Linked DNA regions of Homo sapiens: region 1 is linked to region 2. A link is a contact called in ENCODE Hi-C data. All regions are on one chromosome and are shown on one strand. Each heading gives the region's core, a stretch centred on a gene start or an enhancer-like site at or near the end of the contact. The rest is flanking DNA. Distances are from core to core; before and after follow the strand shown. Region 1 holds the start of TTC32 (tetratricopeptide repeat domain 32). Region 2 holds the start of RAD51AP2 (RAD51 associated protein 2).

The links. Hi-C counts contacts between places; a loop is a spot of excess contacts on that map. Pooled maps may share reads with other maps.
Region 1: a loop to region 2 is called in a pooled map, with 13 times the contacts of the local background. The contact joins the promoter of TTC32 here to the promoter of RAD51AP2 in region 2. A Hi-C loop is called at or near these places in 2 of 37 single-sample maps with no recorded cell type and 4 of 50 pooled maps.

The regions. Positions count from the first base shown.
Region 1 is chr2:19,899,018-19,905,722 of GRCh38, forward strand. TTC32 (tetratricopeptide repeat domain 32) reads right to left here and starts at 2,966. Exons shown (of 3, transcript NM_001008237.3): 1 at 2,689-2,966. The coding sequence starts at 2,837. RefSeq lists enhancers at 1,927-2,808, 2,059-2,248, 2,389-2,448, 2,529-2,628, 2,809-3,689 and 1 more.
Region 2 is chr2:17,515,792-17,522,333 of GRCh38, forward strand. RAD51AP2 (RAD51 associated protein 2) reads right to left here and starts at 2,649. Exons shown (of 3, transcript NM_001099218.3): 1 at 1-2,649. The coding sequence starts at 2,624. RefSeq lists enhancers at 2,177-3,376, 2,361-2,910 and a silencer at 2,672-2,921.

The DNA of each region.
Region 1 (6,705 bases), core at 1,716-4,215, 2.4 Mb after region 2:
GTGAAGGCAGTTAGTGTAAATAAAAGCTACTTCTCTTAATATCTTGATCCTTGAGATTTCAGACAGGGACTGTAACTACTGCTACCCTAAGAGGCACTCACAGCCCAAGGGCCTCCTTCAAACCAAGTTTGCTAACGATGGAGAGGAACTGTCGCAATTTTAGAAAACGTCTATTCTATGAGCTGTGATGGAGACTGGATGTAGGGATACTTCTGGATGCCACTAAGCACCCCCGTTAAAACCTAGATTACAAGACGGTACCACTCCCCTTCACCTATGTGTGACATGACACTAGTTGAACTGCTCCCAGTAGAGAGTTTAAAGAAAAAAGCAATCTCAGGATGCCAGTAAGGTTTTAGTCATTAAATCGAAGTTTCAAAATTATTGTTATAAGTTTTTAATACTAATTATATATTCGTAATATAGAGAATCATAAAATGTTAGACTTAGAATTAGATCTCATTAAATCAAATTCTAAAATCGTTTTCATGTGGAAATTTTGTTTCATATTTTAAAGAAATGGACTAACAGTTGAAGCCGAAATTTTCTGTAATATTAAAATTTTTGTAATGATAGTATTTATTATAATGGAATTCATTCAAGTTACCTAACCCAAATGTGAATTTTTAGGATTTGCTAACTTTCGCAAAAAAAAATATTTTTTATATATATATAAAGTGTGTGTATATATATTTTTTATATATAAAGTGTGTGTATATATATACACACACACTTTGGAAATTAGGTTTATGACTAAAGCTATACTTTAGATATTAAAAGAAAACGTCACAAACCATTCAGAATGAAAGGCATTCAAAAATTGCAAATATTGTTTCAAAATGATTTAGTGACCCAATACTTAGAAAATAAATGTAAGCTCCAAAAGATAAATTGAAGGGAAAAAGTTGAAATGACAGAATTCAGTTTCAATCCTTGAGTTCCTAGAATTTTATCAAAAGCTTATTTTACAGATGAAAAACTGAGGCTGAGACATTAGCCATGTGGCAGTGCCAAGACTGGAATTCAGGCATGATGAACTCCCTTCTACTGCGCTATGACAAACTGTCTTTCCTGTGCTGGTAAGGCATAGCTATTATATATGCTACAGACACTTGTGTTCTTAGGCTGAGAGGTGCAAAGAAGGAAGAATAACAAGACTAGACAGCAACAGCATACCTGATGCTGATAAATACTTTTTAAAATCTACTAGGTAAGTCTACTCTTAGAGCTTGAAACATGAATAGTTTCGCTTTCTATGTTTACTTATCTTTTTTATGGGGGAGGTGCACTGAGGAAAGTAGATGGTATCATCTTATTGCCTGTTCAGAAACTTCTATTATTATTCTTGTGTGTTATTGAAATGAGAAGGCAATTTTCTTTCTGGTTTAATTCCATGTAGCGTAACAAACAGGGTAAGAATCAAGTCCTTAGTGTTTAGTTAAGCCTCATACAAAAGACAAGCTGGCATCCTGTCCAGAAAACTCAAATCCACAACAGACAACTCACAACTATTCAAAAAGCTGTTCAACCAACCCCTCTGTTCTTTTCTCATCCTGATCCACTCCATACCATCAACAAGCCCAGTCGAGGCAAGACTTGGAGTAAAAACAAATGCTACACATCCAGGCACAAGCCGAAAAGATGCTTTGGGCAAGCAGACAGTAACAGGTGAAGCCGCTCACATCACAAAGAGAAAGTCAGCGAATCGTTATGTGCTTCCTGGTGAAAGTACACACACCCACCTAAAAAGTATTCTTGCCATGATATTGAATCTGAATTCAATTGGATCAAACCTCAAGGTTTAACCACCAATTCACAGCAATATGAGACAGATGACCACATTAAACGACAGAAGAGATTCAGTCAGCAAGTCCAAAACACGGAAATTCAAAGGACACAAGAATCGGTTTCCTCAACAAATAAAGAGGGGAAGGTGGAGAAGAGACTTAAAAAGACTTGATGTGTATCCTGACTTGAACTAACTGCGAAAAGGGAACCAAAGAACAAAACACCTTATTAGTCGATCAGAATGGTTCCAACACTGACGACTTGATATTAAGTAACTATGTGATGATGACATGGTGGTTCCTTCTGAAACATCCATGGATGAATACAATAGGTAAACTGATAATGCTTAAGCCAAGTGATAAACACCTAGACGTTCGTTATGCTCTCTTCCACATATTTAAACGTTTTTCACAAGTGAAAAACACCACCAAGAGCCTGCGCCGTGACACTGAGATGGGAGTCGCGGTACTGTGGCCCTACGCAGCCGTGACCCCTTCCCTTCCCAGGTCGCGGATTTCCCGCCAGCTAAAATCACGAGTGGAAAATTCCTATCTGTCCTAAGTCTCTGGGTGCGAATGAGGAACGTGGAAGGAGAGACGGCGGGGTGAGAGGCGGCGGCCCGCGCCCGAGGATCGCGCAGAGGGCTTGGTTCCCGGAAATCTCTCCGCACCGTCGCGGCAGCTGGCTCCTCACGGGTGGGCTTCTCCCCGCGTTCTCCGCCGCCCTCGTCCTAGGCCTCGCCTAGGCCTTTCTAGAAAGACGAACGTCCGCCCGCTCAGTCCTAGTGCTGGGTTATGACAAGCGCCGACCGTGAGCTCCAGAGGCAAAGATAGGAGCCCAAACAACCCCAACGTCGCCTCCACCCGGGGTCGCCGCGGCCCCAGGTCTCGCGATAGTTACCTCCCGGGACTCTCGTCGCTGGAGGCCGCGCAAGCGCACCGGCGAATGTAAGCGGAGTACAGTGCCTCGGCCTCCGCGTACTCTCCATTGTTGAAATGAGCCTGGGCGAGTGTTAGGGTTGCGTGGCTTTCTTGCCGCTGTCCTTCCATAGCAGCCAAGGCCTAGTTTTCGGTGTAGAATGGGGGTTGACCTCCGAGCGGTTAGAGGTGGCACCACAAAGCCACTTCCACACCCTGGAATCTACCTTGACAGCCAACCTTGGCGCTAGGTTTGTGCCTTATGGGGATCCGTCGTCTCGCGAGATAACGGTTCCGCTGCTGGCGGGGCGTTTGCAGTGGCCCTTGTGAACTATGTTTCTGCCGTTACCAGTGTTGGACCCGCCTTCCTCTTTTCCTAGAAAAGGCGCAGATGCGTGGTCGCAAACTGATTTCCAAGTCCGTTGTCTGATGCTGCGAGACACTATCCGTTTGTTACAGCGAATTGGGGGCCGATGACGCTGGAGGTGGAAGAAGCCGCGGTTCTGTTTCTTAATGGCGAATTAGCCTGCGGACGTCCTGTCATTCCCTTGCCTTTTAGCGTCCCAACTTAGCAAAACTCCGCGTTTAGGGTGTTCTGAGTAGGCTTTGTCTACCCTGAAACGCTTTGTGTCGACATTCCACCAGGTCTGTTCCACGGTCCAAACTTCTCTACCTTTTTTGACCCTCTAGAATTGTGTTACGATTAGTAGTATATTGTGTCGAGAGTCTGGGATCTTTGATGTTAGTTATATTCCCTGGCTGTTTATGCCAAAGGGAAATCCAAATAGTAATTTATTACGTACATTACGTATAATTCAAATTAAAATTTTGTAAGAACAGTTGCCAACCACGCTACCCTACATGCCTGCTGTGTATCTTCTCGGCGTCCCTCGATTCTGTTTTGCTTCCCAAAGTACTTGAGCCCTTTCCGTCATAAAAAGTAAAGATGAAAAATATATTTGGAGCATGATACTTACATGCGGAAGTCTTAACAGGACATAAATTGTGTGCTTTTGGCTGCTTTCATTAGATTTTTAATTTTTTCCTTTTACCACCACTGAAAAAAATACAAATACAGTGGATTAAGGTTAAATTAAAAAGCACTAGTAGAAATTAAAAGATTGCAAGACTACAAAAAAATAAACTGGCATTTCTGGTGTAAGCAAATGGACAGCTCAATAGAACAAAAGCCCAGAAACATACCTCAAATAGGCTGTATTTTGTAAAAGACATGTAACATATATGGGGAAAGGACAGATTATTCAAATGAGTGCTATTGGGAGGATTAGTTAACCATTTGGGGAAAAATACATTTAAGCATTTAAGCTCCCAATTGACATAATATTCATTCCAGGTGAATTAAAAGATTAAATAAATAAGATAAAAAGCTTTTTTTTTTCAGTTCCCATTTATTTTTGCCTCTTGGAGCAATGTCATCTTTTCAATATGAAAAAAACAAAACAAAAAACAAATCTGAAGTACAGGATAGAACAAAACCAAGTGTGTTGGGGGAAGCAACAGCAAAGGGAAGACAAGATGTTGCAAAAAAAAAAATGGAGGGGGGATTCCCCTCTCCTCTGGGGAATGACTCAAACACTGATGTGGCAGCGTACACTATTCTACATAAAGCCAGGGATGTTAATCCTTTTGGGGGATAAGAAAAAGTGGAGATGGCCAGGCTCTGTGGCTCATGCCTGTAATCCCAGCACTTTGGGAGGCCTAGGCGGGCAGATCACCTGAGGACAGGAGTTTGATAACAGCCTGGCCAACATGGCAAAACCCCGTCTCTACTAAAAATGCAAAAAATTAGCTGGGCGTGGTGGCGGGTGCCTGTAATCCCAGCTACTCATGAGGCTGAGGCACAAGAATCCCTTCTGGGTGGAAGTGGTTGGCAGTGAGCTAATTTTTGTATTTTTTGTGGTGATGGGTTTCCCCATGTTGTCCAGGCTGATCTCCAACTCCTGGGTTCAAGACATCTGCCCACCTCAGCCTCCCAAAGTGCTAGGACTACAGGCATGAGCCACCGCACCTGACTAGAAGTTTTGCTTTGTTCTGTTCAAGGAATAACAGGAATATTTATGTGTCTAAAAACCAGTGATCTAAGAGGAAAATAGCAGGATATGTAATGGAAATTGGGGATTTGGGAAGGGGGTTTCTAAATAGGAGTAAGATTCTTAACCTTTTTTGTGCTATGGCACCTTTACAAGTGTGGTGAAGCCTATGTCGTTTCAATGTTTTCAAGTGTTTTTAAAACATAGGATTACAAAGGAAAGGAATTATATTAAAAAACAGTTGGAATATTAACAGATTTATTAAAAAGTAAAACATTTATTAACATTAAATATCAAGAACAAATGGCAAACACAAAACTAGCAGAGGAAGAAAATAATAAAAGATCAAAACACAGATAAAACAAAAATGGAATCAACAAAACCAAAAGTTGGTTCTTAAAAAGATTAAAAAAGTTAATAAAACTTGAGCTAAATTGACTACGAAAAAGGAAAAGACTCAGATTACTAAAATCAGAAATGAAAATGGGAACATTACCATCAATTCTACAGAAATAAAGAGGATTATAAGAGAGTACTATGAACAATTGTATGCTGAAAAATGGGAGTAACTACATGAAATGAGCAAATGCCTAGAAACAAAAAACCTACGAAGATTGTATCATGAAGAAATAGAAAATATGAATAGACGTGTGTATTAGTCTGTTCTCACACTGCTAATAAAGACGTACCCAAGACTGGGTAATTTTTTTGTTTTTAAGAAAAAAGAGGTTTAATGGACTCACAGTTCCACGTGGATGGGGAGGCCTTATAATCATGGCAGAAGGCAAACAGCACGTCTTACATGGCAGCAGGCAAGAGAGAATGAGAGAACAGTGAAGGGGGAAATCCCTTATAAAACCATAAGATTTTGTGAGACTTAGTCACTACCATGAGAACAGTATGGGGGAAACTGCCCCCATGATTCAGTTTTTTCTCCCACCGGCTCCCTCCCACAACATGTGGGAATTATGGGAGCTACAATTCAAGATGAGATTTGGGTGAGGACACACACAAACCATATCAACCTGTAACTTGTAAGGAGATTCAATCAGTAATCTAAAAATAACCTCTTGACAAAGAAAAGCCCTGGACCTGATGGCTTCACTGATGAATTCTACTAAATGTTTAAGGAAGAACCAACACCAGTCCTTCTTAAGATTCCATTTAAAAAATGGTTATAACTAATGAATTCAGCAAGGTAGGAGGATATGAAATCAACATGCAAAAATCAGTTGCATTTTTATTCACTAACAATGAAGCTATCCAAAAATGAAATTAAGAAAACAATTCCAGCCAGGCACAGTGGCTCACACCTGTAATCCCAACATTTTTGGAGGCCAAGGTGGATGGATCACTTGAGGTCAGGAGTTCGAGACCAGCCTGGCCAACATGGCAAAACCCTGTATCTACGAAAAATACAAAATTTAGCCAGGTGTGGTGGCAGGCACCTGTAATCCCAGTTACTCAGGGGGTGAGGCAGGAGACTCACTTGAACCTGGGAAGTGGAGGTTGCAGGGAGCCAAGATTGTGCCTTGCACCACTGCACTCCAGCCTGGGCAACAGAGCAAGACTCTGTCTCAAAAAAAAAAAAAAGAAAGAAAAGAAAACAATTCCATCTACAGTAACATCAAAAAGAAAAAAATATTTAGGAATTAATCAAGAAAGTAAAAGATGTGTACAATTAAAACTATAAAACATTGCTAAAAGAAATTGAAGAAGACATAAATGGAAAGACATCTCATGTACATGGATTAGAAGACTTAATATTGTTTAGATGTTAATATTATATAAATCAATCTTCAGATTCTATGGAATCCTTATCAAAATCCCAATGATGTTTCTGCAGAAATAGAAAACTCCATCCTCAAATTCATATGGAATTACAAGGACTCCCAAATAGCCAAAACAATTTTGGAAAAAGAACAAAGTTTAAGGACTCACTTCCTGAT
Region 2 (6,542 bases), core at 1,399-3,898:
GACTGTACAGAAAACATGTCATCCATTGGAAAAAAACTATCTTTCTCTTCCTTTTCTATCTTAGTATCTTTGTGAACTTGGCAACTATTTGTTAAACTTTCAGCTGTGACTTTTACTTCCTCTTTCAAAATTAAGTCATATTTTTTTTCTTCTATTTCACTTAGCAAGTTCCAAAAATTTAGTACTTGAGTTATAGAAGTGGTATGGGTCTCTTCATTATGTATTATGTTGTGGCTTGCTGGTATGGCCTGTTGCCTAACATTGCAGAGATCTTCAAATATGTGCTCACAGTCAAAGTTACTGATCTTATTATGTCCCTGTTTTCTTTCCATATTTAAATCTTGGCTGTGCATATTTACTTCATAAAAATTTTCATTAATGTATCCTCGGTTGTTCTGTATAAATTGAGGACAAGAATTACCATGTGCTTTAACAGTACTAGAATTATAGTGAGCCCAATTTTCCACATTCACAACTTGTTGAGGACAACTCATATTCTGACAAGTAATTTCTCTTATTAAAGAAATTTCATCCATGTCATCAAAGTCCATTAAAAGGGGAATTTTTTCATATGTTTCAAAAATCGGAAAACCTGTATTTTGAGTTGTCATACTGAAGGAATTAATGAGTTTTTTCTTAGACTTTTCAAAAACTTGTTCAGTTCTAAATAACTTCCTTTTCTTTAACATAGGTTTCATATTATCTTCTAATAGTCTTGAAGAAGTTAAAATCTTTACTAGATATGCAGTATGATTTTCCACTATATTTTTTGGATACTTCAAATAAAGCATGCACTTGAAAATGCATTCCTCTTCTAATTCAAAATCATTTTCAATTCTTGTTAAAGAGTCAAAGTTATTGAGCAAAAAAGCTATGTTAGTTTTCAATAGAATATCTAAAGGTTCTGAAACACTATCTTGTAAATATATGCTTAAAATTCCATTCTTTATATTTGTATTCATGTTTCTGGTTATTAGATTTTGAATACCAATTATACCAATTTGCTTTTTACACTTCAAAATGTTACAGCAGGTTAAAATACTATTATCTTTTTTATTTCCTGAAATACTTTTATGGAAATAAAAAATTTCTATAATGAAACTTTCAAAAGGGTTGTTCACATGAAAGACTTTTTGTGTAGTATTGTATCTCAACTGTAGAGTATTATCATTTTCTCCTTTACCATTTAGCCAAACAGTCGTTATTAAAGCTGTCTGACTACCTAATATTTCTCTTACGAGAAGCTTTGATTGTTCTTCATATGCATTGATGACTTTTGCACAGTGGTAATCTTCCTTGCTTAAAAGGTCTATTTCTAATAATAATAGCCAATTCCATTTTTCTTCAGTTTTTTTCATATTTTCACATTTAGTCTTGCAATTATTTATAATCCAACAATTTCCTCTATTTCTTCTCAAAATATGTCTAACGTTACAGTCCCAGTTTTGAGATTTTTCCAGCCTGGTAAGTACGTAACTGTCCAGACATTCTGCTTCCTCCCAATTTGCATTTTCTAGTATAGCGAAATTCTTTCTAGAGTCTCTTACATTACACTGGATACTACTGCAGTTACAGTAGTTTGAACTGATCAAGTCTTTTCTCTTACAAGTATTTTGGCTACTGAGTGATGGGTAGTCATTTTCATAACATTTGGAAAAAATGTTTTCCGCTTCTACAGTTTTTTTATCATTCTGTAACTTTTGCTTCTTAACATCAGGTCTATTTTGGGACCAGTAAATGTTTGTGAAATCCCTAACATATGCCTCTTTTTTGTCATTCTTTTTCTTCGCTATTTCCTTTAAATAGACAGAGGACATTTTGCTATTTAAGTCCATTGGAAACTGAGGGACACTTATTGTGCCGCTATCTCTAAAATAGCTAGGTTTGGCAATTTCCAAGCTGGGCTGGTTTTGAGATTTTGATATTTTTAGTACAGATGATGAAATGTTATTTTCTCTTTTATTTGATGGCACAACACTGTTAGCTTTACATCTGTTCTTAATTTCATGAAATGGTGATTTAGTTTCCTTGTAAAAGGTAACATCTAAAAATGGATTTTCTTTGTGAACATTGTCTCTTCCTTGGACAAACTGTTGTTTTCGATTCTCATTTCTAATTCCATGTATATCGTGTATAGAGGTGCTGGGCAGAAGTTGACTAACCCCTGCTTTGGAGCTATTACTGCGGTGCACACTGAAAGCCTCTCTGTCATGCAGGCCTGCCTCAGACCTTCCTGAAGCCCTCAAATCAGAATCAGGACTTTGTGAGGGGGGAGACTGCAAACAGCTACTCATTTGGAATTTGAGATTTGAGCATTTCAGATTACATATCTGCTTCCCACTGACTGATTTCTCCACACACGAGTCTGTGGAGTTATCGAAAATAGCATTCGTTGAAACAAGGAGTCCCTTGAAGGGTCTAGGGGACAACTCCCAGACTTTTTCCGCCTCAGACAAGCGAGGCACCAGAGGCAGTCGCCAGCCCGCCTTAAAGACACCTCCAGGCTCCTCAAGACAGAGCCGCTTGCTACTAGGTGGTTGGGAATCCGGGTCCTCAGGAGGCGTTAAAGAGGAGGTAGGCTTTCTGAGCTCGGCCATCCGCGGCGTGGGCTGAGGGAGAGACATGACAGCGAATGGAAAGGATCTGTCCGAGTCCCGGCGGGGCTCCAATCCCTTAATAGGCGGTTCCGGGCCGCTCTGGTCACGCCCCTGACCCGCCCCTCAAGACCTGGCCTTAGCCTAATCTCAGGGTTTGCCCCACCCCGAATCCGCCCCTCCACAGCCCCAGCCTCAGCCCCGCCCCGCCTCCCTCAGTCCCTCCTCTCCCTGCCCCCACCCACGCGCCCCGGTTGTCTCACCACTGAAGGTCGGAGCACCCTGGGCCGTTACATTGTCTATTTTTAGCGCCTTTTTCTAATGCCACGACTGTAGAGAGTCTAAATGCTTTTTTCCCTGTGGTAGAACGAAGGGGAAAAGTTAGAACCTCTCACTTAAAAAAAAAAAATTTGTGAATGGTAACAACTTTATTTTCTAAATTCTAAAATTTTGTTTACCTCAGAAACGGCATCTCCACAACGGCTCGAGTGACTCTCCAGTAAAATCGTGTAGTTCTGTCAGCACCAGACCAAATCTCTCTGTGTATGGAAAAACTTTTTAATCCTTCCAGCGTCACTTAAGATCATATTAATATTTCCACTTCACTAATAAAGTGTGTTTGGGGGAAAAAAGCCACCAGTACTTACCAGTCTATCTGAGGAAAAAATGTGTGGAAATTATTATCCGGATAATTATTATTCTTCACTTAAGACTAAAAAAAAAATAGTTTACTATGTGCTGTGGGGATTTCTTCTCAAATATTGTGGATAAAATTATTTAGAGATAAAATATTATATGTTTGAACTACCCCATTTAGTGTAAACATAATAATACAGGTCTGACTCATACCTACTAACAAATTTTTAGACGCTATTTCTTGTTTTTTTTTTTCCTGCTTTGAGAATCATTTATGATTTCCAGTCAATTCTGGTTTTTGTGAATTCTATAATCATTAAGAAGAAAATGTTTTTCAAAATGTTTATTATTATTATATACATGTTTCTTAAGAAACATGTAACTGGTGCTCAGTAATAAACACCTCGATTCCCTTGGTGGTTGTTTCAAGCTTGGTATGTTTTATATTACATTTTATGCTAAAATTTATAATAACTACAATAACATGCAACCAGAATCCTAACTTCAGAACCCTCCCATGGCATAGATGGCAATATATAACTAGCCTTCTACTTTAGGTAATAAGATGTTCACCAGTTTCATGTTTTTTAAATACTCTTAGATACATTGTGATTACTTCAGTGTAAATTCCTCTAGAGAAATGTTTACTTAAGTTTGTAGAAAGCCTTGCAGCAGAAGCACTTCATTAACACTATAAATAAGAATGTGGCAGTGGTTCAGATTCCACATCAGTGAATTCTCCAAGTTCTACTTCTGTGTATCTTATGTTCTATTGCTTTTCTATCCCAGATTTTCCACAAATCTATATTCTTTTCTAATCCATTCTGTTTTAGCCCATAAGGGGTGACTTGTATAGCTAAGGTGTATATAATTGGTGCGCTAGTGTGATATTAGGACCAAGACTTTTTAAATCTGTAAAGTAAATGCCATTGATTGTGATTTCTAGTCTAGATTGATCTGTAACTTGATATTTGATTATTTCTTCATCTTGCTAGTTTGCCCAAGAGCACATTATTTTTTATATCTCCATCACATCATTATTTAACAACTCTACATTGTTTAAGGATTAAAATTCAAATAAAACCCAGAAGTATTACATGTAACTCAACAATTGTTTGACTCCAAGATACAGAAATGTATAGTTATTTTCTCCATCCTGAAGAAACTTACAGCCATAAAGACCAAAAAAAGAGTCTTTTCTTGCATTTACTTATTTAAACATTATACTAATGGCCACTGCCATTTCAAACAATGGCTATTGAAACCACTATTTATGTGGGTTTTTTCCTTTGTTTTTTTAAATGCCACCTAGAAAATGAACCAGTTATAAGTGAGAAATGCAAAAAATTATGTCTTCAACTCATCATAATCAAAATATAAATAAGACTTGTCTGAATCTTACTGATGCCTCAAAGCCCATTTCAAATGTCATATTTTTCTATATCACTTTACCCAACCCTTCCTTTGAAGTTCTTACCTTCCTTAGTAACAGTAAACTGAGCTTTAAAGACAGCATCTATCTGATTTCTTTTAGCGTGGTGTCTTCTTATAGTTCAACTCTGAATGAATAAAAGGATTAATGAGTTCATGAGATAAACCCCATACTGAAGATATGACACAATCTCCTATTAGAGTTAAATCAGAAATTTACTCAATATCAATATCAAGTCTAATGTCCTTAAGCATAGTATGTCACATCCTCACTACTAGGTCCTACTTAACTCTTTCAGCTTCTTTTTTTTTTTTTAAACAATTTGCCCCCATGCTGCCTACACCAGAATGTTTATTTTCTTGCTCTTTTATGTATGTTCTCAAAGCCCTTCATTTCTCCTCCTGGCAAATTCTTATTAAGCCTTAAATGGCCCTACTCAAAAGTTACCTCTACGGTGAAAGCTTCTCTTCCTCCTCCCTGCTGTAGCCAATCCCTGGGCAGAATTACTTGCATCGTCATCTGTTTCCTATAGCAATTTATTTCTAACTGTAGAACACTTAAAATGTCTTTATTGTATTGAGTTGTTTATATGTCCCCTCCACTAGGCTCCATTAATCAGGACAAGGATTTATTAATTTTTGTATCCCCAGTGCCTCTAAGTACCTCAGTTAATTAGAAGAAATGAAATGACTCCATGGTTAATACTCATTTACCAACTCAAATGGATTCATGGTGTCTTGAAAGTGCCTTAAGTTTCTTGTTTTTGTGTTATTTTGCTTTAGTTTTATACATTAGAGACTTGCTTTTATAATCATGTTGAAATACATTTAACATGAAAACTATGCTGAGCTATAACACCATAGGAGTTCAAAATGGACTTCAAATATTAGTGGTTTTAGCATCATTTGTGTTTCATGGTAGAACCAGAAATATGACAAGACAGTTTTTCCCTTTTACTTCTTTTAATAAATCATGTAAGAAGTGAATAAATATGCTAAATCTAAAAGTTTGTTTCAAACTGAAAGATAATAAAATATATTTCAAACAGTTAAAAGAACCACTAACAAAAATATTTAAATACAGCAGTTAGAAAGGAAAACATCATCACTTACTAAAAATATTTAAAATAAATATGGCTATAAATAACACAAATAGCACTTTTCATCAAGTCAATGATAAGCACTAGGGGAAAATAAGAAAATCAGGATACTGTGTACATTTATTTGCATATAAGATTAAGTTTTTATCAGCGCAATAATGGTAATTTGTAACATAAATAACATCTTAAATGTGATAACATATGTGCAAATGCTTTAAACTATAAACCACCTTTTTGTCCTCAATGTTCATTAATGACATCATAATCTATCCAGTCTCCTAAACTAAAACTCTTATATTATCCTTAACTTTTTCTCTTTTTTTGTTTTACTACTTCCCAAAATGCATCCCCTACATAGACATTCATCAAATCTTGTTGATTTTACATCAAATATGACCCTGAAATTAATCCCCCTTTTATCCATAATGTATCATCTTTATTTCAATCTCTCGTTATCTCTTTCTGAGAATATTGTAATAAACCAGTCTTCATTTTACTAGTCTCTTCTCAACTTCTGCCCAATACCATTACAAAAGTTTTTTTCTTAATAGAATATTAATCATTTTGTTACTTTCTTAAGAACTTCTTTTAACCTTTGATGCCCTTCAGAATAAAATACAAACTTTAATTTGACATAGAAAGTTCCTCATAGTTCAGTTCTAAACTGTTTTTTTCAGCTTCCACATCTACTCCCACAACACAACTTACTTTCCTGCAGCACTTAACTTCTTGCCATCCCTTAAATGTATAAAGCCCTTCGCAGTTTCAGTCTAGGCCATAT